Linked DNA regions of Homo sapiens: all the other regions are linked to region 2. Evidence: chromatin loops called from intact Hi-C (ENCODE). Cell type or tissue: prostate gland. All regions are shown on one strand.

The links. A loop is a pair of places that touch in the nucleus more often than their neighbours do. Peaks named below come from ENCODE experiments on the same cell type or tissue, not always from the same donor. Only the 100,000 strongest peaks of a DNase experiment are listed, where the experiment ranks them.
Region 1: it touches region 2 in a loop (2.5-fold over the local background); 8 of 110 quality-filtered maps call a loop at or near these places.
Region 3: a loop joins it to region 2, with 5 times the contacts of the local background. A loop is called at or near these places in 14 of 110 quality-filtered maps.

Annotation. Positions count from the first base shown.
Region 1 is chr5:51,681,429-51,689,428 of GRCh38, forward strand. No RefSeq gene overlaps it. Among named protein-coding and RNA genes, the nearest start is that of ISL1, 300 kb to the left of the region's middle. RefSeq lists an enhancer at 4,192-4,776. In prostate gland, a CTCF peak has its summit at 3,519; no DNase peak of the experiment used is centred here.
Region 2 is chr5:50,958,945-50,966,944 of GRCh38, forward strand. LOC124901181 (a long non-coding RNA gene) reads right to left here. Exons shown (of 2, transcript XR_007059131.1): 1 at 7,942-8,000; 2 at 6,207-7,188. Among named protein-coding and RNA genes, the nearest start is that of LINC02106, 7.2 kb to the right of the region's middle. RefSeq lists an enhancer at 4,160-4,697. In prostate gland, CTCF peaks have their summits at 115 (motif pointing right) and 4,147 (motif pointing right); a DNase peak (open chromatin) is centred at 4,177; H3K4me3 peaks cover 2,837 bases; H3K27ac peaks cover 3,902 bases.
Region 3 is chr5:51,956,751-51,964,750 of GRCh38, forward strand. LOC105378959 (a long non-coding RNA gene) reads right to left here and starts at 7,643. Exons shown (of 3, transcript XR_948315.2): 1 at 7,579-7,643; 2 at 6,251-6,325. In prostate gland, a CTCF peak has its summit at 4,281 (motif pointing left); no DNase peak of the experiment used is centred here.

The sequences.
Region 1 (8,000 bases), 720 kb after region 2:
CCTTCCCCAGTGATGGCAGGAAGAGCAACAAAGTCTGCATGGGATCTTGACTGCTAGATGGCGCAGAACCCTTTAGCATCAGGATGAAGGACATTGGCTTAACCTCAGTCTTCTATTCCTAAGTGCTGTGGTTTTCCAGAAAAAAACATAAGATTTATTACCTAAAGCTAATTCTGGATAAAACCAGTGGGAGTACATAAGCTGAGAACACCTGGAAATTCTATCTTCTTCCAAAGTCCAGTTGGCTGACAAGTGTTCCCTCAATTTACCAATGAACTTCAATTTATGAAGCCAACCCCAAAACTCTTCCCTGCAATATGGCAAATCCTTTGTATCAGAAGTTTTCATATAATGTTAAATCTCGAAGAGAAAGACTAGTGAGCTTGTTTCCAGTCTAATATGAATGACAATAAGTGGCTGAGAGTAATAGAAATCCAGTGAAGCAAAAGAGGGGGTTTCCAATAGAGAAGAGGAATAAAATATGTGGTGCCATACTGGGAAGCTGGGAAGATACAGTATCTACTCTAGGCAAGACGGATGATCCTCAGCAAAAGTCAGGCTTTAGATAAACAAGGAGGTGCTGGGGGTAATCTGAGAGGAGGGTAGGAATCAAGAAAATATTGTTTTTAAATTAAATCTGAGCTCAGAAAATATCACGGAAAGAAAGAGAAGCAGTGGAATAATAAGGGAAGGAAATTGAGGAGAATAGGTATGAGGGCACTGTGTCATTAATGGTCTTATAATTTCCATAATATTGTAGAGCAATGTAACTTTATACTAAATGCTATTAATGAGAAGACTGTGTCAGGATTAGTAATCTACACAGACAATACAAAAAATCTGCCTTACGTACTTGTATGTAGAAGCTTCCTTGATTAACAGATATACTTCTTACATGGATGAATGTTAATGGAGAACATATATATATATATATATATATATATATATATATATATAAAATACCCATGATATTATTCTTTTCATACCTTTAAATCACAACTGTATAATGCTTGAATACATCTGGACTATTATAGAATTAATTTCCATTTGTTAAGTAGTACCCTGCTGACCTGAAAGAGAATCAAGGCAGTCTGCAAAAGTATTTAACTTACAACCAGCAGGTAGTTAGAAGAATTTGCTGGCACATGTTCTTAACAAAATATTTAATAGAAGAAACAGAAAAAGGAAAACTATGTCATTTTCCAAAACATGGCAACCAATGAAAATCAACACATATATCAGTTTGCTCACTTTATTGGTAATAAATATCATTTTTAAAATATGTTGCTTATAGAAAAGATGCATATTCCTTAATCGATAGGTCATTTTCACCACTTGTAATTCTCTGCCTTTCTATTACCTCCATTTAATCATTTTATTTATTTATTTATTTTGCATATGTGTGATTCACCTCATCAAAGCAACTATAAGCTTGTTTAAAATCTAAGAGAATTCCTGGGGTTAAACTCATGTAACTGTGGATGGAGATAAGACTGGAAAATTTGTGGAGCAAGGGGCATAATTAATATCATGCTGTATAAACATGGTGCATCTGATTTGGTATTCTGTCTGTGCAAGGAACTCTCATAGCTGATTTGTAGAAAGCCAGATAGGATATATATGACATAAAGCAATTAAGACTATCACTGAAGTCTTCTTACCTTCTGCCAATAGCTCTCATTCTATCCATGTACATTTTCCTCATTATTTCTTAGTTATAAAGAGTTGTATATATGTGCCTGTTTAAGATGAGGTTTTACTTCATTTTATTTTCCACCTGAGTTTTTTCAGCCTATACAAATGTCTCCTGCATCTCCTTTCATAATGTTAGAGTTTGCAGTGATATCCTATCTCCGTATCTACCTTGTCCTAATGTGCTGAGCCTATCCTTTTATGGATGGCCCTCATTTGTTGATCATATTCCTTGCTTTTTTTTGGGCGATGTTCAGTTATTTAAAGTACCAATGCATCAGGGGAGGACAACCTTTTGTCTTTAGTTTCTGTCATCCTTCCAGATGCTGCCCAGGAGTCAGCGTTCCCTTTTTACTCACACAGCCTTATGTCTCTGGGAGCAGCCTATTTCATCCTCATTGTTTCCTGGACAGTAACTGATTACTTGGTTACCACTGGGTTAGAATGAAGTTTGGTTTCTATTCCCCTAAATATGTATGCGGACACTTGTCTACCTTGATCTTATTTTCTGCTGTCTTGTAGCTTACAGAGCCTTCTAAGGAATGAATGCAGTAAAGAGAATCCCCATCAGCTTGATTTTTCTCAAAATTTTTAAAAAGTGAATTATGTTGAATAAAAGCCTGTGGTAAAGACAATGTTACAGAATGAAATCTCTGCTTTTCTTCTCCCATTTAGGGGAAGAAAGGCGGTTCTGTAAGAGTTAGCCCACGATGATTCTCTATGTGTATAATTTTATCATTGCTCAAACCTGTTCATCAGTAAAAGAAAAATATATATTAAAGAAGAATCTTTCAATAATTATAAGACCTTTCTCCACAGTACTTCATTACAGTGCATCATGGGAATGCAGGGTATTGTATAAGCGTTGACTCAAGAGTCAATGGCCCAGCTCCAAATCCTGACCAAATCCTCCTGTGTCTTTTGTGGGGAACAAACTTAACTTCTCTGTACCTGTATTTTCCCATTTTTAAGAGGAGAAATAGTAGATATGTCCAGCAGCATTGTGAAGCTAAAATGAATTGAAAATTATGCTTGCCTCATAGTTAGTGTTCAATGTAAGTATGACGCTTACTAGGTTGATGAAATAATGCAGAGTACTTCTATAAAAGAAACGTGTTTATAAATACTACACACAGTTTTCATGTCCTGGTTGGTTATCTTATTTTCTTCTTAAAGTCAAAAACATTTGCAAGTTTGAAATTCCAAGAGGTTTTCAGAGTATTTTTATGGATAAGGGTATAATGAAATAAAAGTAACATAGGCCACCTTGAAATGGGATAAAAATTATGTAGTGATGGTTATGAAAAATGAGTGCCCAGAATGAATTCTTTATTAACAAAGATTTTCCTAAAATAATGCAATGTAAAAACTTAGTTTTGATTTTGGAGTTATGCATGTTATAATATATAACAAATAAGTGATTAAAACACCATGTAACTCTAAATGTAATAACTTTTATTTAACTGATGATACAAGAGATATGGGAAAAATATTTTCCCACAGGGAGGAACTGAGATCTTAAGCAATTGGCATAAAGAATAAGGCAACTATTGAGTTAACATCAGCCTCAGAATAGTTTTAAACAAATTATTAGGCAAAAAATGGCACCATGGGTTTAAACATTTTACTAAATATCAGAGTAGACATTAATTTCTGTTTTGTTCCTTTATATCAATAAATTAAAAGGCTATTGTTGTCTTAAAGAAGTTAAGACACAATTTTAGTGGGTTATGTAGACTTTATGCACTTTTCTTAATAAACTGAAAATATACGAAACGCACACACACATATATAAAAATATTTCAAAATATTAGCCTCTTCTCCTGAGGTACTGCAAGGACACCTACAGGTGGCAAAGACAAGAGCAATAAGCCATTTAATTTGAGATGATTTTGACAACTTGCTGACATTGAGTTATTTTTTTGCTTAAGTTATGAAATCATATTTGTTATGTCAAATACAAACATGGAAGAAAATTTATGGATATGGAATTGTAATGATGAATAAGCATCTTCATTTTTAATTGCAACAGTGGAAGGAGATATCTGGAAAATTTAGAGTCTACATATTTTCCTTGCCTATCTAGTAAGCAGCTTTTTACCTAGGTACATAAATTTTCCTCAATGAGAAAGCAAATGCATTTGTGTGGTCTTGCAAACCCATTAGAATTTATATTAATACTCTTACCATAAAATAAGATTTTGGTGGGGAGGAAATTTGCAGAAGAATGTTAGAGAAATAGAAGAATGTGCTGGAAGGGAGATTGAAAATGAATATCATTTCTTGATAAAGAAATAGACCAAAATGTGTAACATGGTTTTGAGGTAGAAGAAATTCTACATACAGTAAGCAGCTTACAGATATTGGCACATTATTTAAACAAAAAGAGTGCTTGCTAAAACACTACCATGCAATAGATTCATACATTTCAGTTTCAATTAGCAGCCTCATTTATTACCCACCAAGATGTGAAACCGCAAGGTGAGGTTAAAGTGTCACCGAGGGTGTCTTCATCACTTCAATATCATTGCCTTAAAAGGCACTGACCAGAAGAAGCAGATGACCTCATTTCAAAATTATTACAGTACAGAGAACTCAGTTTCAACATTATAATTCATTTTATCATGGAATATTTCAAATTTATTATCAGTTTCCTAACACATAATGGTTAATCGTTAAGGATAGCCACTTTAACATAATATGAATACGCATTTCTCCATAGGTAATACAACAGTTCCTGCATTAGCATTATTGACTAAGGTACATTTAACTTCTTCACTAATACTTAATGGAAGGTTAATGTATAAGTCAGGAGATTAAATGGCTTTTACTTAAAACAAGTATATTGATTAAAATAACTTAGTGAGATTTTTAAGGTTGATGATATAAAAACAGTCACACATTTTAATATTTTATTTAATATTAAGAGCAAATTGTAGGGTGCAACAGATCAAGATTAGTGGAAGTTATTGCACTAATTGCTTGTGGAACTAATTCTTGCTCACTGTTAACAAATGGATATTGTATACTGAAAGGCAACAAATCATCCTGGTTATTTCTAGTGTTCAAGGAGTTTCTCTGTTTAAGAATTTCTATTGTTTCTTGCAATGTCCTTCAGGAATGTCTTCCTTGTATCTTACACCTGGCACCATTAAAAGATAAAATAACCTTCCCAAAACAGAGCTACTATTCAATGTCAATGATATGTAGCTCCATTTCCTTTTTTCATGCTATTGTTATTTAAATCTGTGTTAAACCTAATACATGGAATACTTGCAGTGAATTAACCAATGTTACTTTACCATTTCCTTTCTTTCCTCAAAATCCAATATTCCACCAAGTATAGTATACTGACAAATCGGCCTTGTAATAGTATGACATATGATGCCCCAGATCATTTGTTTCTCTGATTCTGTTTCTGTCTAGACATACTCAGACACCTCATCTATTCATCTCTTTTGTTTAGGTAGCACAAAGTTACACCTGCAGGGTCTTGCTCAGTTTTAACCTGAGCTTTGTATCAAAGGAATTTGATTGTAAGAAATAGTGACCAGGGCCTGTGTAAATATTGTGCCAGTGTAACTGCAGAGTGAATAACTTATAGCAGGTTTGCAGTTTATTCTAGAACTGAAAGCAGAGTGGTAAATTAGGCAATAAAAATTTACAATGCGAAATATATAGCATAATATGGATGCAATCTATGCTAATAAAAATGCTAACACTTACCTAGTACTTACCAGAGCCAGGGAATAATTCTAAGTGCTTTGAGTGTAATAGTCATTTGCAACTCAACACAATCTCATACATGGATAATTCTCACTATTTCTAACTTACAAATGGGAAACCAAGGCATAGGAATGTTAAGATACTGAGGCTTAGAACTATTCCATAAATTGCCCATGGCCATGCAGCTAATAAGAGACTTAACCAGGAGTCTAACCTAGGCAGTGTGTTCTTCAGGCCAGACTCTTACTAACTATACCATACTAAGTCCCAAGATTTGAAAACAGAAAGACTTCAGTTGAAACTACAAGACTGCTGTTCATCGTTTCAAGTCTGATATCGTTATCTAGTAAATAGATAATGGTAACATCTCTAATACAAGGTTGTTGTGAGAAGAAAGGAAAGCAATCTATATAACCCGGCTAGCATGCTACCTATCACATAATAAGGTCTCAGTAAATTAGAACTGTTACTACTATAATTACTATAATTATTTTAATTGCATACATTCTTTTATTCATCCAACAGACTTTTATTTAGTTAATGCTAACCATATGTTTGTGCTAAGTGTTGGTAAATAGGAGCCCTTGAGCTCATAGTTTTGTAAGGGGCAACAGACATGCAAACAATTAATTCTAGTTACATGATAAGTACAGTGATAGATGTATTCAGGCACAGGAGAGCAAGTAAAACATCTGGTAGCATCAAGGAAGGCCTCACCGATATGATATGTGGCATACTTATATGGTTTACCATCCTGTACGTTTTCTCAGGTTGAATAATGAATAAACCAGCTACAGACATTGCAGATTTATTCAGTTCACTGCCAGATTAGAAAAATCTTAAAATAAAAGGAAAAAAATTCAAGTTTTGTGCTATCAAACAGATGAATTTGATAAATATATTTTACTAAAGATTCTAGTAAGCTGAATTTACAACACTCTTTCTTAAAACATGAGAATCTGTGAAATATATGAACAATAGCCTTTCTCTCATAATGTTATTCTTGTGGTCATGATATAAATTATATTCTGCCTGGTGAAGCATTTTCTTACTTTAAACGAAAATTACTGTAGCTAAATTAGTGTGAAATTTTAAAAATTACAGACAGGAATACCATTTTATCAGAAAATTGTATAAGATGGAATTTTTAAGATTTACACATACATAAAGTATGTCCAAGGTAATGTTGAAATATGATTAAATCTTTATCAAATTGTTTTAACATTTTTGCTTTCTTCAAGTATGAGGGGAAGAAAGTGATTTGATTTTTAATGTGTTCTAATAAACAGGACCAGGGTTCTGTGTTAACCAAGGGTGATTGTTCCTGAGAGAGTAGAGAATATTCCCCTAAGAGCTTTGTTAATAAAACATGGTTTTAAACGAGCGTTTTAGAAAAAAAAATTGCTTTCATTATTCAAAGTGAATTTCAATGCATCCATTAAGCATTCTGAATTGGAAAACATTTTAAAATATGGTTCCAAATTTATTCTCCTCTTTTTTCCCCTTTGGTCTACATTTGAAATATTAGAGAGGGAGATGAAATAACACTTTTAGGGGTTTACCTATCTCACTCACATGCTTTCTTTTATTTGTCACACTGAGACTTAGTTTACTGGGAGTAGGAATCTTGGCTCTACTGAGATTTCAATATCTAACTCTATGAGTAGCTGCTAAGTGTCTCAAGTAACTACCTCCTAAAACTCATACCGGCAATATAACAGCACATTTAAGTTGGAATATTTCTTATTCATAATCTAAATGCCACATCGGTTCTCATTTTTCTAATTGCCAGTATCTCATTCTCATCCTCCTCAGTCTTTTCCATATCTTCTTTTCAATACTTATGGGCTGTATTGTGTCCTGACCCTGCCAAATTTTATATACTGAAGTATTTCAGTATATACCACATCCTCAGTACCTCAGAGTGTGACTGTATTTGAAGTCAGGCTGTTTACAGAGATAATTATGTTAAAATGAGGTCGTGAAGGTGTGTTCTAATCCAATATAACTGGTGCCTATTGTGGGAAAAGAAAATTTGGACATAGACACGTACAGAGGAAGAAAATGTGAAGACATAGGAAGAACACAGCCATTTACAAGCCAAGGAGAGAGGGCTAGAATAGATCCTTCCCACGAGGTCTTCAGAAGAAACCAACCCTGCCAGCCCTTTGATCTTGGATTTCCAGCCTCTAGAACTGTGAGAAAATATGTTGCTGTTTTTAAGCCTCCCAGTTTGTGGTATCTTGTTATGACAGCCCTAGCAAACTCATATGCCAACTGATATTTTTGCGTTTTTGTTTATAAATACATATGTTCCTGAGACCTTCATAGTTCATCTACCATATTGTGTGCATTTGCAATGTGTCATTTAAAAGAACCCCAAATACAGATTCTGTATACAGAAACAACAATGACTAAAAAAATACATGTATATATGTGTTTTTATATACAAATATACTGGTATGGTTGCCAGATACAATATAAGATGACCAGATAAACATGAATAAATAGCAAATAACATTTTTAGTATAAGTATAACCCAAATATTCATGAAACATTCTTGTACTAAAAAAAGTTATTCT
Region 2 (8,000 bases):
CAGGATCTGGCAATGCATCAGTTTTGTTATCTTTACCCACCCCTTACGTTAGAAAATACACCATCAACAATGGATAGCATTGACAGCTTTCATAAATGTAGGCTGAACAGCAGGTGGCAGCAAAGGATACTATAAGAAACACTTCCACTGGAATATCTGAGAAAATTCTAGAAAACTCATTTTCGTAGGATGCAGGTAGAGAAGGCCCTCAAAGATGATTGCTCTCTTACCTCTGGCTAAAGCACGTGATAGAAAAAGAAAGCTATTGGGAAGGTTGATCATGATAACTAAGTTTAAATGCTTTTCTGTCATTTTAATCACCTTTCCACTAAATGAAAGGATTGAAAAAGCTTACCAAAAGTTCAAGTATCCCACAGCAAAGCCCAGCTAATCCTCTTACAAAATGGACATGCATGCTGAAAAGAGATTTTTATAATAAGAAATGACATGCAATATTTATTATAAAATTATCATTCAGTCCAGTATGGAAATATGCCAGTTGGACGTTATCTGTCTCTTGGCTCAGAAGAAATATTAATGGAAGAATATTAACATCCTTCAAAGAAAGAAGGATATATGTAAAGAAAACATTAAAGGCTCATTCATCATGAATGGCTCTTTGAGAATGAGACAATAGCATGGGACAAATGAGACAGGACAGAGCATCTGGATCTTTTGATAAAAAATACCCAAAATAAGAAGGATGAAAATACTATAAGGAAAAGGATGTGTCTTAATTTGTTGGAGGGGTAAGTTTCTTGGAAAAGGGGAAATGTGACTACCTGTGAGTAATTATAATCCAGGGGAATCTACCTATATGCAGATAACAGAGATAATTCAACATTAAGACCAGCTTCTAGGTTTCTGAGAAAACCAAAGCAATGATCTTAGTAAATCAGGTTTTGAAAAAGACTGCAACTTACTTCTGTACATCTTGGCTGTGATATTATCTGTTTTACTTGATGCCCACCTAGATCAGTGAGTAATTAGATGGAGTTGAATATTCCTCCAACGTAGTCAAAATAACTAACTGATAGAAAGAAACACACATGGCAGAATAACTTTAGATTCTGGAATTATAACCACTGGTCTCCAAATGCCATTTCAGCCCTAGGATAACAATCTTTGCTGTGGTTTAAGTTATGAAATTCCTGACTCCCAGTTTCCTGACTGCAAAGTGGGCGTGGATGACTACTCCTAGCACCAAGCCATGTGAGGATTAAGTAGGACACTGTATCGAAATGCTTGCCCCATATAAATTGCTTCTTAATACATTTTATTTTCTTTCTCTCTTCAAGAACATTCCCAAAGGCATTGACACATTTTGAGAAATGTCTCCAAAACATCCTCACTAACATCTGCAAGTGTCAGAAATTCCTAATCGTAAAGTTCTATCTTTAGATGGAGACAAAATGCCTAGGAAGATTAGCTCAGTCTGACCAAGGACCGATGCTAAACAATAGCACATAGCAGATGATGTAAACATGGCGATGGGCACAGTTCTCCATTCTAATCACAAATAAGGTCTAACCTTATTTGAATTCCAATTTCATATTTCCTTCCTTCCTTCCTCTTTCTTTCTTTCATTCTTTCTTTCTTTCTTTCTCTTTTTTTTTTTTGGTGGAGTTCAGCTTTTTTGCCCAGGCTGGAGCACAGTGGCGGGAATCTCGGCTCACTGCAACCTCCACCTCCCAGGTTCAAGTGATTCTCCTGCCTCAGCCTCCCAAGTAGCTGGGACTGCAGGCACCTGCCACCACGCCCAGCTAATTTTCGTATTCTTAGTAGAGACAGGGTTTCACTATGTTGGCCAAGCTGGTCTCGAACTTCTGACCTCAGGTGATCCGCCCACCTCAGCCTCCCAAAGTGCTGGGAGAGAGACTTTGATTTCTCCGAATCCTTGTAAAAGAGATTCATCCCTTTCCAGTCAGTTGTGGGCAGGGAGAAGGCAGAGGTAATGGTGGTTAGATTGGTTGCATAGTGAAAATCTGGCTGCCCAGGTTCAGGTCTGTGGCAGGAGGTGGAGTTCTCATAGCAGGTGTCATGAAGTGGTCAGTTACCCCAACCTGTGTGTGCTACCACCACTACTATTGCTGTACACATGCCTGTACACACTCAAGCACATTCTCTTCTTTATGTCACATTATCATGTAAACTACCATAAAATGAAAGCAAATTATTTATGAACTCTTATTGTTTTGCTTAAACATCACAGATACATTTTTTTTAAGTAATCATAAAACAACATTTTTGGAACCAAGTTGCCAAGAATACTGTGAAAATCTCAAATACCAGCAAGACTTCAAAGCAAGTCCCTTAATCAAACTAGTGCTTATTTACTAGGAAAAAATGCAAAAGGCTGGGACGCATAGCCCAGATAAGCCAGTTCTGAAGTTGCTGTCATAAATGAGGTATGGGATGTGAACAGCTTCAGTGCTTGTGTCTTTGAAATGTTCATTCTCTCTGTAACCTTAAAAATAATTACCGCTTATGATTAAAAACTGTATTTTTCATATGATTGATACTTTATTTTACTAAAAGATATTAATATGAGTGTTGATGTAACCATCGAGCATCTAAGTGCTATATTGTGTTGTGATTCTTGATGAGAATTAACAAAGTGAAAACATCATGTTCTGTTGCTGTTTACAATTTTTTTCTGTTTCCTTTGAGATACTTCACCTTTAATTGGTGCCTTCCCAAAACACATTTTTCTGCTGATACCAATAATCACAGCCTCCTCTGCTAAAGTGTCTCGGTGATGCACATCTGGTTCTTGAGAACTGAAACCCAGAAAGGGTCTCAAATATTTCATGCTGAAGCCCCTCAAAGGGCAGTTAATCACAAGTATCTGCTCACCACTTAGCTGGAGTGGTAAAGCAGATGATGTAAAGATGGTGATGGGCACAGTTCTCCATTCTAACCACAAATAAGGCCTACCTTTATTTGAATTCCAATTTCATATTCCTTTTTTTTTTTTTTTTGAGATGGAATTCAGCTCTTTTGCCCAGGCTGGAGTGCAGTGGAAGAAAAATTCAGCGTTTTCTTCCCTTTTAAATATCAATTCATTTGCGGAGACAGTAGCAAAACTATCAAAAATACTATGCCTGAATTGCAGGACTGGTTGGATGAATGGAGCAGTAATGATAGGTTGCTTAATTTTATTTTAGTGTAAGTTTGTGCTATATTTCTCTAATGTTTATATGATTTTTTTTGGTACCAGACAAAAAATTCTGGATATGCCTTGACTATAGAAAAGGCCACATTTCAAAAATCTGGATTTATAATAATAATTCCTCTTTGAAAGGATGAATATAACATATAAAGCCTATATCTGCAAACTTTTTAGTAACATGTGTTTTCTCTAGTGCTTTAGGTTTACACATTCACTAAATCTAGAAGGTAACTTAAAATTATCCAATGGGTTCACTTCATTTGTGGAAGAGGAAATTGAGGCACAGCTTGATTAAAAGAATTGTCCAAAGTGAGTCAACCAACAACTTACTGCAATAAGAATCTGGTGTCCACCTTAGAGTGGTGGACTGCTATTACTTGCCCTCCTCACAATTATAATTTTATATTAATTCTATTTTTATCATTATTGATAACACTACATATATTTTACCCCAAGGAAAGAAGGAAGGAAACAAGAACCTAGTCTTAAAAATCTTAAAATTTCAAATACTGAAACTCAAATCACTTTTCCAATAACCTGAAAAAAAATATCTTTCAAATAATATCTCCCAAGTAGCCCAGGAAATAATGGTGGGCCTGTGGTTTTCTAGGTAAAATAAGTAAATATCAAATGATATATAAAAGTTAAATATTAAGCCAGTTAACTTTTTCACTTGCACTCTAACCAGGAAATTCTCAAATATTGGTTCTCTACAGTGATAGCATATTATATTATCTGGGAAAAGAAAAAATTGCCTAAGAATATCAGAATCCCTGAAGGTGGTCGTGTGTGTGTGTGTGTGTGTGTGTGTGTGTGTGTGTGTGTGTGTGTGTGTTTACTATTTCGGTTAGAATACTAGTGTGAACCGCGGTTGAGAACCGCTTTCCCAGTCTCAGCACTCAACCCTATCCCACTCTAATCCGCTGAGGGACAGCATCAGACCGCTCAAACTCAGAGGGCACGCCGAGAACCGCGTCCCTTCCCCTTGAAGCCACGAGGGGGCGCTCCTGCACCGGATTTGCTCATTGGCCGCCTCTCATCCCCCAAATTTAGAGACAACACCGCAGAAAAGGCTTTCGTTTGGAAGCCGGCAGAAAGAGAAAAGGCAGGGAATTGCCTTTGTATATCCGAGGGCCGACGGATAATTCGTGTAAACAACAATATCCCTCAAGATGAGCTCTTCGGAGCTTCCTACCCAGTGGCAGCTCCCCGTTTTCTCCTTTGGACTTGGAAAAACTTCACTTCCCGCAAGGAGAAAGTCGGGGGGCCGGCGGCTGGGTGGGATGGTTTATGGCTTTGGATCTTGAGCAGTTCACTGTTCAAATAAATCTTGGTGAGCCATAGAGAACAATCTCCACATTAATCTTGTGTAATTAGCGTTATAACCCTCGGCAGCCTAAGAAGCAGGAAAGACAAAGCTTTATGCAAATGTGGCTTCCCTGGCCTCCGCTCCTCCTCCGCCCGGGCCCCTTTCTCCCTGGGCCCCTCGATCTCGCGCCGCAGACTGCGAGCCTCTTTTTAATGGCACGGTACCTTAAAACCAGTGATAAGGTTCTTGACTTTAAAAATAAAAAATGAAAAAGGAGAAGCAGCGGCAACCGAAGGAGGGGAGAGACGTGTGCAAGCTGAGGCTATTAGAAGGATTTAGCTTCTGGGGAATTGGCACCTGCCTTTGGCAGCCAGCACTGTCCAGTTAAGGACGGAACCCAACACGTGGGGAGACTTAGGGACTGGGAAGTGGCGTTTTCTCCAACCAGCAGCTCTTGGGAGGTTGTGGGGGGGCGGGGGGGGGGGGGCGGTGCGGGGGCAAACCCGTGGCTGGGGCGCTTTTCTGGCAGAAAGGGGCAGTTCTCCCAGTTCGCCCCAGGGACTCCACTCTGCCTTCCAGACCCGCACATTTCCCAGTCAGGAGTCTTGAACCGAGCCCTCAGATGACAGTCTCTGCTAAGCCGAGACAAGGCCCCACAGGAGGAGGAGGGTGTGAGGAACCCCAACACACAAGTCTTCACTTGCAAAGGTTGGGGAGGGGGTTGAGGGAGAGGTGCCCGCAGAGGCCGAGGTGCGCGCACAGCCGCGCACACGCGCGGGCACCGACGCGAAGCCGAGAGGATGCAGATCCCCCGCCTGGCTCTGGATTATCTGCTCTGTGTTTACTGTTTCGGAGGGCTTTACGTGAAACGAATAAATTTTTACTTGCTCCCAGGGACCGGCTTGTTGTTTTATGGCATGTACTTATTTAAAAGCCTCTTTTGTCGGTGTTGAAATGGTCCAAGCTCCCAAACCCTGTGCCGGGCTATGAGCGTGGAACCAGCCGAACTGCAATGAGCATCACTGCAGCAGCAAAAGGCAGTGAAGAGAGGAGCCTTATTCTTTCCAGTACACACACACACGCACACGCACACGCACGCACTCACGCCCTGAATGCTTGCTTTTCTTTTTCACAAACCAGAACCTAATGTTTTTCATGTCTTACACAGGGGGCTAAGGGAATGTATTCTAGCGAATTATACCTGAAATACTGCAAGATTTGAAAATTTTCTACAGAAAGTGTATTCTGATTAAAAACAAACCTCAATACATATCTGTTTATCCCCCTTCCATGTGTATCCGCTTAGGGTTTATTCCTCCCTTTTCTGACTTCCCCACCCTCAAAAAGGTAAGCATAATGCCAGGCAAAAGCTAAGATTGGGCTCTTTTAACCCGTAATCGCTGTCGTCTCTACACTTTGTTTATGAAACGGAATAAGAATGGAGAGAGACTTAATTTAACAGCACAACCAGGCTGTATAAATACAATATTCATTTTTTAAAAGCGAAGTGGATTTGGTTTACTCTGAAGAACAGTAATTCAAACAGCACCTATCTGCTCCAGATAGAGTAGCTATGCACATCTATACAGGCAAGTTTGAAATTTAGAACAAGGCTTTGATTTATTCCCTTTCTATCAGTGATTAATGCCCCTTAATTAGCTAATCTCAAAGCCATTATTTACAACTAGGGCAGACAAAGGGAAAACTGATGATCCAACACTTATGTCAGTTTGAAATTTTGAAACAACAAAAAGTGCTTTATTCAGAGTGGAATTCTGAGTCTCTTAGATGAATCTCAAAATAACAAAGAAACTCAAAGAAAAAAATAAAACAAAAATAAAACAAAATAAATGGGAACAAATAAAACTCCATCTCCCAAACAATCCCAACCGCCACTCCTTTTTCGCAGAAATTGCTGCCTGGCACAATTTGAAATGTGGCTATTTAAAGGGAAAAGGAATATATCTTCTCTTCATTCCATCTAAAATCTATAAGTTTTCAATTTTAGCATAAGAGGAGAAAGCGTTTATAGCTGAGTTTTTCCAAGTTGCTTAAAAGGAAAGGGCTTTGGGATTTGAAAAATCAGTTTTCTCTTTGTACTTTTCCAAGGCGGGGATTTGAAGCTGGGCACTAGATTTGCTTCTCAAGATCCGGTGCCTTAAACGTTGGGGAAGGGGCTGCGGGGGAGTGTGGGGAGAGGAGGTTTGTAAGGCGCCCTTTAACGCGGACCTGGCCTAGGGTCCTGAGGAATTCCTCTTTGAACTCTGCTCCCTAAAGCACCGCCCTCGCAGCAGCTCAAATTCAAGTGACCCTAAAAACTCGTTTCTGGACAGAACTGCAGGTCTTCGGGGTCTTTCTTGGTAGGAAACCATTCAGACCGGGTATCCTGGTGGCTGTCGGGGGGTTCTTGAAGGTTCCAGGGAGTCTCCTCAGGAAAAGGAGAGCGCAGGCCTTGGTTGCCTGATGTTGCAGAGGAGCCTAGGGAAAGAGCGGAGCAGGCCATGTCTGAGCCGAGGCCTGGGTCCTCCACTGTGGACGCGCTGCTGGTCGCCTCAGACCACTTAGGTCATCTCGGCGGTTTATCCAGCTCTCTCCCGCTTCAGATTCCGGAGTGAGGAGAGCACCCCCATCCCCACCTTCACCTCCATCATTTTTACGAGGAAAACCTGTTCATTCGCTGCATCTGGGGACCCTTATGTGCGTTTGCCTGTTAAGAAACAGAAAATATGAAAGGAACAATACCGCGGGACACGTTGCCAAGTCGACGGGGGCAGCTTAAGGTGTGCAAAAGTGGAACTGAGGAGGACCTCGAAAGTCCTTCGATCTGAACGGTTAGGAAAAAAAGCTTTAGGTTTATTCCTGGGCTCCTGAATCCATGACCTGAAAGGGAACAGAAAAAGGCCTTTGGAAAGCGGAACGTGCCTTCAGGCAGCACTAGAATGGGATTAGAAATCCCTCCTGGAAAGTAGGAGGCGAAGGAGAGGGAAACTACAGGGGAGTGGAAACTGGGGAAGGAGAGGCAGAGCTCGGAGACGGGTGTGTGTGTGTGTGTGTGTGTGTGTGTGTGTGTGTGTGTAGGGGGTGGGGGCTCGGGGCCAGGGAGGAAGGAAAGGAAGAGGGTAAAAAAGAAGCTAGAGGAGCGAAGAAGGAAAAACTAGAGGACCTCGTGTCTTTCGTGTGAAAGCACCCGCGTCCTAAATCGTAGGAACGAGGTAGTCATTAGCGCTCTGACCCGGAGGAGAGACGCATTAGAGAAAGAAATGAACAGAGAACATGCACCTCCCTGCCTGGTTCATTTCGCTTTCCTTGAAATCCCTGGGCCTCAAGGTTCCCATCGCTTAAGCTTTCCCCATCTCTCCCTCCCCCGCCCCTTCAACATACAATGCACTGAGGCTGAGAGGGAAGGAACGGAGCGAGTCAGGGAGAGAAATCATGAAGCTTTTCAGGGTAAAATACAAACCTGCTCATCCAGCTTGCCAACACGTTTTTAACATTTGCATCGACTAATCTGTGAACAGT
Region 3 (8,000 bases), 1.0 Mb after region 2:
TCCTTACACCTTATACAAAAATTAATTCAACATGGATTAAAGACTTACATGTTAGACCTAAAACCATAAAAACCCTGGAAGAAAACCTAGGCAATACCATTCAGGACATAGGCATGGGCAATGACTTCATGTCTAAAACACCAAAAGCAATGGCAACAAAAGCCAAAATTGACAAATGGGATCTAATTAAACTAAACAGCTTCTGCACAGCAAAAGAAACCACCATCAGAGTGAACAGGCAACCTACAGAATGGGAGAAAAGTTTTGCAACCTACTCATCTGACAAAGGGCTAATATCCAGAATCCACAATGAACTCAAACAAATTTACAAGAAAAATACAAACAAACCCATCAAAAAGTGGGTGAAGGATATGAACAGACACTTCTCAAAAGAGACATTTATGCAGCCAAAAAACACATGAAAAAATGCTCATCATCACTGGCCATCAGAAAAATGCAAATCAAAACCACAATGAGATACCATCTCACACCAGTTAGAATGGTGATCATTAAAAAGTCAGGAAACAAGAGGTGCTGGAGAGGATGTGGAGAAATAGGAAAAATTTTACACTGTTGGTGGGACTGTCAACTAGTTCAACCATTGTGGAAGTCAGTGTGGCAATTCCTCAGGGATCTAGAACTAGAAATACCATTTGACCCAGCCATCCCATTACTGGGTATATACCCAAAGGATTATAGATCATGCTGCTATAAAGACACATGCACACGTATGTTTATTGCAGCACTATTCACAATAGCAAAGACTTGGAACCAACCCAAATGTCCACCAATGATAGACTGGATTAAGAAAATGTGGCACATATACACCATGGAAAGTATTCCAAACACCGCATGTTCTCACTCATAGATGGGAATTGAACAATGAGAACACATGGACACAGGAAGGGGAACATCACACACTGGGGTCTGTTGTGGGGTGGGGGAAGGGGGGAGGGATAGCATTAGGAGATATACCTAATGCTAAATGATGAGTTAATGGGTGCAGCACACCAACATGGCACATGTATACATATGTAACAAACCTGCACGTTGTGCACAGGTACCCTAAAACTTAAAGCATAATAAATAAAATAAAATAAAATAAAATAAAATAAAATAAAATAAAATTTGGCTGAATGATACCTCTCAGAGAATAACTGGGCTGAATAATGACTAAAATCCATCAATTCTAAATTTTTGAAGGTTTTATAACTGTATTTTACAAATAAAAGGAGGATATATTATAAAAGATTTATCTTTCAATATTATACAACTAAAACAGAAATTAATTATGAAATGTATCATTATTACATGACTTACATATCCTTTGGGTCAATTAATATCCTCCCTATGACAAACCCTATTATGCTGTTAGCATAAACCATTTCTAGTTACAGTTTCCTCCCTCAGCTGTGTTTTGAAAAGGTTTTAAGCTTTTGCCGACAGGACTCTAGGCAAAATGTCATTTTCGCTAAAATTTAATAAGATTTCAATATTTTACTCTGTTTTTCCATTTCTCTCGGAAGCTGTCAAAGTAAACCACATTGGCCTTGTTTTAGTGAAGAAACACAAAGTCTGTGGCTTAGTTATAGGAAAATGAAGCCATTTAATGAAAATGGAAATTGATTTATTTACCCCCTAAGCGGAAGTTTAATTTCTGATGTGCCTGCTGAAAGTGAAAATTTTTCCCACACTGCTCTACGTCATTCATGTAGAAACTTTAAGATTCTTTAAAAGTATCTACAAAATTAGGTGAAGGGTAAAATTATGAATTTCCCACTTGGAAGAAAGTGGCTTAAATTCTATCCAATTATTTGCCATGACAACCAGCTAAACACAAAAGGGCCAGAATGGATGTAGAGTACTGCCTCTATAATCATCACTGTATGTCCTTCAAATCATGGATATGCAGCACCACTATCCTGGGCTACTTCAGGGCCATAAGCCTACATGGTAATTACATGCTTTGGAACACTCCACTTAAGTGCATCAATAATATAGTGAGTGAACATGTTCTTTAATTCTGCACCTGTAAATGGAGGGAAAAATAAAGAAAATATCTCTATCAAAAAAAGGAAGAAAAATAAATTAGACAGCCAAATTATTTTAAGCCGCTTTGTGAGGTCTCTGTCTAAAACTCAGATGGTTAGTAATCGAAGCTTCTCCATAAATATAATCAAATGACAAAATATCTCTGCTTAAATGACTGCAAAGTTTAGGACATAAAAAAACAAAAGATGCAAAACAAGCCAAAAATATCTAATTAAACTTGATATTTTATCTTTAATACACTCATTTCAACTGTGCATTACAATATTTCAGGGCTACTTTTCTTTCCATTGCCATGTCTCTATATAACTTCTATTAATGGAATTTCAAAGATAACACCTACTGATCCAGGACTTCAACACAAAGGAAGAGTTAACACATCATGGCATTACAAAACTGTAGTGCTCTGCATGGTATTTCAGAATAAGGCATGTGTTTGTGTGTGTGTGTGTGTGTGTGTGTTTCATTTTATAGACTTGAAATCCATATTTTTCTCTGAAGTGCAAAGTTAATACAGTTAATTCAACAGAGAAGAAGTAACTCAATGGAACCTCAGGGAGAATAAGTGATTGGTATAAAACTGTAAGACCTTCCTCCCACCTATATATTTCAATAAAACAAAATGGCTAATTTTTTAAAATCATAAATTTATCCTAAAAGTAAAATATTTCTGAATGGCTAATTTTCTACAGTCTTATGGAATTTCAGAGGAATTCTTATGAAAAATAGGCACACATAATTTATAATAAAGTTACATTTTACCATTGGAAACAAACCACGTTTTTTTAGTGGATCCATCCTAAGTTTTTCACTTGACAAAACAAGAAAAAAAAAAAGATGCGGTCTGTATAGATATGCATATTTCTTATGCCAATTAACTAAGACTTTTTAACGAATTAATGTGAAATATGCCTTTGTATATTGACTCCAAGATACAAGTGTTATTTACATTAGAAAATCTTGCCATAATTTCAGAAAATCCCATAAAACTCAGGAAAATCACATATGTAATGTTCCACAAACCACAAAGGAAACAGAAGGGATGTCCTAAATAATCAGAGCAGAATGTTGTGGTTTTCAAAAAAATAGTTATTTCAGATTGAAGTTGTATTTGTTTTTTCTTGTCATTTGACATTTGTAATTAATGGATGTACATGTGATTTACTAACTTAATATTTAATACATGAGTATGATCTTGTGTTCTGTTAATTTCCACACATTTTACTTTTACAGATAATCATATGCCTCAAATGTTGCTTTTATGACCAAGAGCATTGAGTTTTCCCATTATTTAATCAATATACAATTTTTCTAATAGTAAATATATTTTTTGAAAAAATGCAATTGTATTTACCATATGGAAATTGTTAAAATAATGAAATCCATTATATTTTCAAAGCTGCACATAGAAACTTTACCAAGAAGTTGCAAGCAGCAGTTATTAGAATTACGTATTTAATATTAACTATTTCTTTATGCCATCTCTTGGACTTCTGAAGAATTTTACTGGTCAGGCAGTAGATTTTGAAATTTGCATGCAACTCTTATTGTATAGATATCCTGCTATTATAAAAGTATTCTACTATATACAAAAGCTAATGTTTTAAAGTTTAAGACTGATCTCCAAATACAAATTATGTTAATTTGCAAAGAACTATCAGCATACAAAATCTGAGATGAAACACTGGTTATTTTTTGAAGGAAATACAGATAATCGTTTGAAAGTTGAATCTTATTAGTCTTTATAGTTTTTCTCTTTCTGACAGAGATGCATAAGCATGCCAATTGTTTACAACTATGTAAAATGTATTAGTATATTGCTGGGGCTTGGCTTATAAATGTAGTGTGGAGAGAATATTACAATTGAATTTCAAGCGCCTAAGAAGGATTTATGATAGAGGTTTTTGGCAGAACTTTTCTAAATTACAGTAATGACTCACTTGGAGTATCTTATTAATGGTACAGACAACAAGAAACAGAAGTGGAAATGTTTAAGTCTGAGTGTCCAAATGACCCCACATCTGCTTTTTGCTTTGTGTTTTATTTTGTTTCGTTTGACTTTGTCTTCTTGATTAGATGGTAATTGATAATATCAAAGCAAGACAACTTTAAAAACTTAGATCACTTAATTGGCCTGCATCTGTGATCTCAGTGAAAATCTTAGCAAGAATGTCACCTTTGAACAGACAACTGAGTACAGGATATTAATCAGACATACAAACTATCTCTTGGTGTCATCTAGTGGTTGTGTTTCATCACTGCATAAAAGAAATGCCTTATTGGTTTTCTGAGTAAAGATTGTTTTATTACATTTGTTTCTGAGTGACTTGAGTAAAAGAAGCTGCCATTTTTAACAGACAAGAGAAGGTTAGTAGCAATCAAGCCTTTCTGGGCTCTTCACCCTGGCCCTTTACAGCGCTTCTTATAAGGTCAAGACACATCGATGGAAAGCTCAGTTATCGTACACTGGTGTGAAGGTGCTGTCTGCTGCCCTATTTAGGCTGCATGACTGAGTGACTGGGTGTTCTTAAGGGACATCCACAGCCAATACACAAGGTATTTTCTCTCAGCTGGCTGAGCAGCACTAAGGGGATTCTGACAGACTGAGCTGACATGCTAACAATCTGATTGCAGACGGCAATGGTAGGAGCCTCCAAGGGAGAGAGAAGAGTCCCCTGACCCTCCTGTCATCTACTCTTTCAATCTCTAGCCTAGGATAGGAACACTGCACAACTATCACAGGAAAAGGTGACATAGTGAAAATAACTTATCCACAAATGTGCTGAAATGTCATCTCTAATGTTATAGTTCCTTTAAGACGAACTATAATTTCTAATATAACTTTTCAGTTTTGAAAGGAAAGGGCACCAAGGCTGGGTTGACAGAAATAAATTATCCAGATAATTAAGGCTAACTACTCCACTTTCTCCTACTCGCCGGCCCACGTGCAGACAATAATGGGCTCAATTATTTATAATTCCGATTTTTTTTCCCTTTCAAAAAGGGATTTTCTATAAAACCGGTATTTGAAACTCTCAAAATTATTATCATTAGGAAACAGATTATTAACAAAATACAATCAGGAAATGTATGAATTTTCAGTGATCATAGTTTGTGTTATGTCCAATGTAACAAAGACAAGTCATAATTAAAAACATGGTAAAAATGAACTTGATGTTTTATTCTAATTTTTTCATAATTACTTGATATTTTTAGTCAAAATCTGTGGGTTTAAAATATGATCTTCATAGATTTATCAATCTTAAGCAAGATATTCCTCTACATACTTACAGAAACTCATTTTATATTACAAAGTGAACAGTTCTTTTGTTATTGAATTTGCATGATGATGATGATTATTTTTTTAGACAGTCTCACTGTGTTGTCCGGGCTGGAGTGCAGTGGTGTGATTTCAGTTCACTGCAAACTCAACTACCCAGGTTCTGGTGATTGTCCCACCTCAGCCTCCCTAGTAGCTGGGACTACAGGTGTGCACCACCATGCCTGGCTAATTTTTATATCTTTTGTAGAGATGGGATTTCATCATGTTGTCCAGGTTGGTTTCAAACTCCTAGGCTCAAGCCAGCCACCCACTTTGGCCTCCCAAAGTGCCAAAATTGCAGACATGAGCCACTATGCCTGGCCTGAATTTGCATTAGTTTTAATGTTTACTTTCTTTTATCTATAGGTCTTTAATTTCCAGATGTCTTATACACAAGCATAAATTGAGAAAAAGAATTGAATGAAACAAGAATAGGTGTACATTTCCTAAAATTTCTCTTTGCTTTTGTTACAAAAGAATTTGCTATTGCTATTGTTCTTGAAATGAGAACACATGTAGTACACAAGTACATATATAGATGTCTATAAGATATATGTGTATATGCATATACACATATATAAATACATATACATATATAGATATATATGCACAACTATATATGTGTATATATATTATTCAACAGAAATACTATCAATTTACACACATATTAATTCAAAATATATATGATCAATTAGTCCTCTGTAAATCCCCTCAAAACATATTACCTTTCTTCTAAAATCAATCACCATATTAGATCATTTAATTTCATATTTTGTGTGAGAAAGAACCAAGTTTGGTGTAACGTGGCTCTAATTCTGATTGTTAGCTGTACATTATTTCATCTTATACAGCAATTAATTGAGAATAATGAATACTTACATGGTGGCATATGTATTTGTAGCATTCATAAACCTCTTGTCAGATTTGATTCAACTTACAGGAAGTATCTGAAATCTGAATCGCAAAGCCTGATATAATTTTCAGTTCATTAATACATTTTTAAAGACTATTTCCTGATACTACAGCTAAAATCAGAGAAACGATTGTTGAGGAATGAAACAGTTGATGTAAATATTTCACATAAAGAAAATGGAGCTCTGTCTTAATGATCTCCCCCTAATTTCATTTTAACCTCAGTGAACAAAATATGTACCATCTAATAAGGAATTAGGCAAATACCTACCAGCACTAGCAAATAGGAAATTTAGGCCTTCTCAGTGTTAACAGAACTACATACAGACAAGAGCAAGCAACCTTAAGTCGCAGTTGAAATAGTTGGTTAAGCAATCCATATGGAAATTGAGAATGAGAATCAACAGAGTATCCATTTACCATAATTCATTACTCTTAAGAGATATTCTTTAATATTTAAATTAGCTGTCTTAAGTGGCCTTATTGAATAGATTATTTTGTTAATTTATGTAGTGATACTTTTGATACTCAAGTCTACTGGAATTCCATTTCATTTTCCTACAGTATTAGGAAAATAATGGACAAAGTGATGGATTAAAAACACCTTCTCTTTAGTTTTTTTTCCTATTCATGTTACATATTGCAGTAATCTGTGAGTTTAATTATATATTTGTCCAAATGCTGAAAAATAGTATTCTTCACTCAGTAGGGCAACCTGATGACCCATACTCCTTAGTAAGTGAATGCAGCAACCATACTGTATTGTAACATTGCATAATTGGCACCTTCACCTCCTATACCTCTATGTATTTTCACTTAATCTAAGAGTGCCTATACATTGGAATAATTGCCTCAATTTTACAGGTTACAAAAACAAACTTACTTGACTCTCAAGCCATATATTAAGTTGTGAAACTGTGATTTAATATGAAGTCTGAGCTTCGCATATAATATAATTTGTAAAGCATAGGAATTCCTCTTTCAAAATAATAGAATAACCACAGATTTGTTAGAATCTATTCTCTAAAGATAGCTTTCATTTAAAAGAGATAGATCTGCCAGTTACATGCTAATTTTCTGTTTCTTCAGACTGTCAAAATCATTCCTTTACACAACTGCACATGCCATGTAGCTAAATAATGGCCAAGGAGATAACATCACAAGTGTTTTGTGATTCCCAGAATTCTCAGAGGAAAATGGATATGCCTACTTTTTACCCTCATTTTTCCTACTGTCTACTAGTAGATGTGATGGCTCAATTTTGAGGCACCATTTTGTACCATGAGGTGACATACTAAGAATGGCGAAGCAGCAAGATAAGGATCCTGATGACTCAGACAACAGATTAGTCCTGGATTACGCATCTCTAGGCTACTTTCACATGAAAGAGAAATAAACTCTATGTTATTGTATTTGTCTTCTATTCCTGCATAACAATTTACCACACATTTACAGCCTTAAACAACAACACCTCTTTATTACGTCACAGGTTCCATAGGTCAAGATTCCAGAAATGGGTTAGCTATGCTCTCAGCTCAGAGTCACACCAGGCTGAAAACAAGGTGTTGGTTGGGCTGCAAGCTCATATGATGCTCTGAGTCTTCTTTCAAGCCCTCTGGTTGTTGGCAGAATTCAGTTAATCATGGTTATAGGACTGAAGTCCACATTTTCTTGCTAGTCATCAGCCAGAGCTGATGCTTTAAGTCTTGCAGACTCT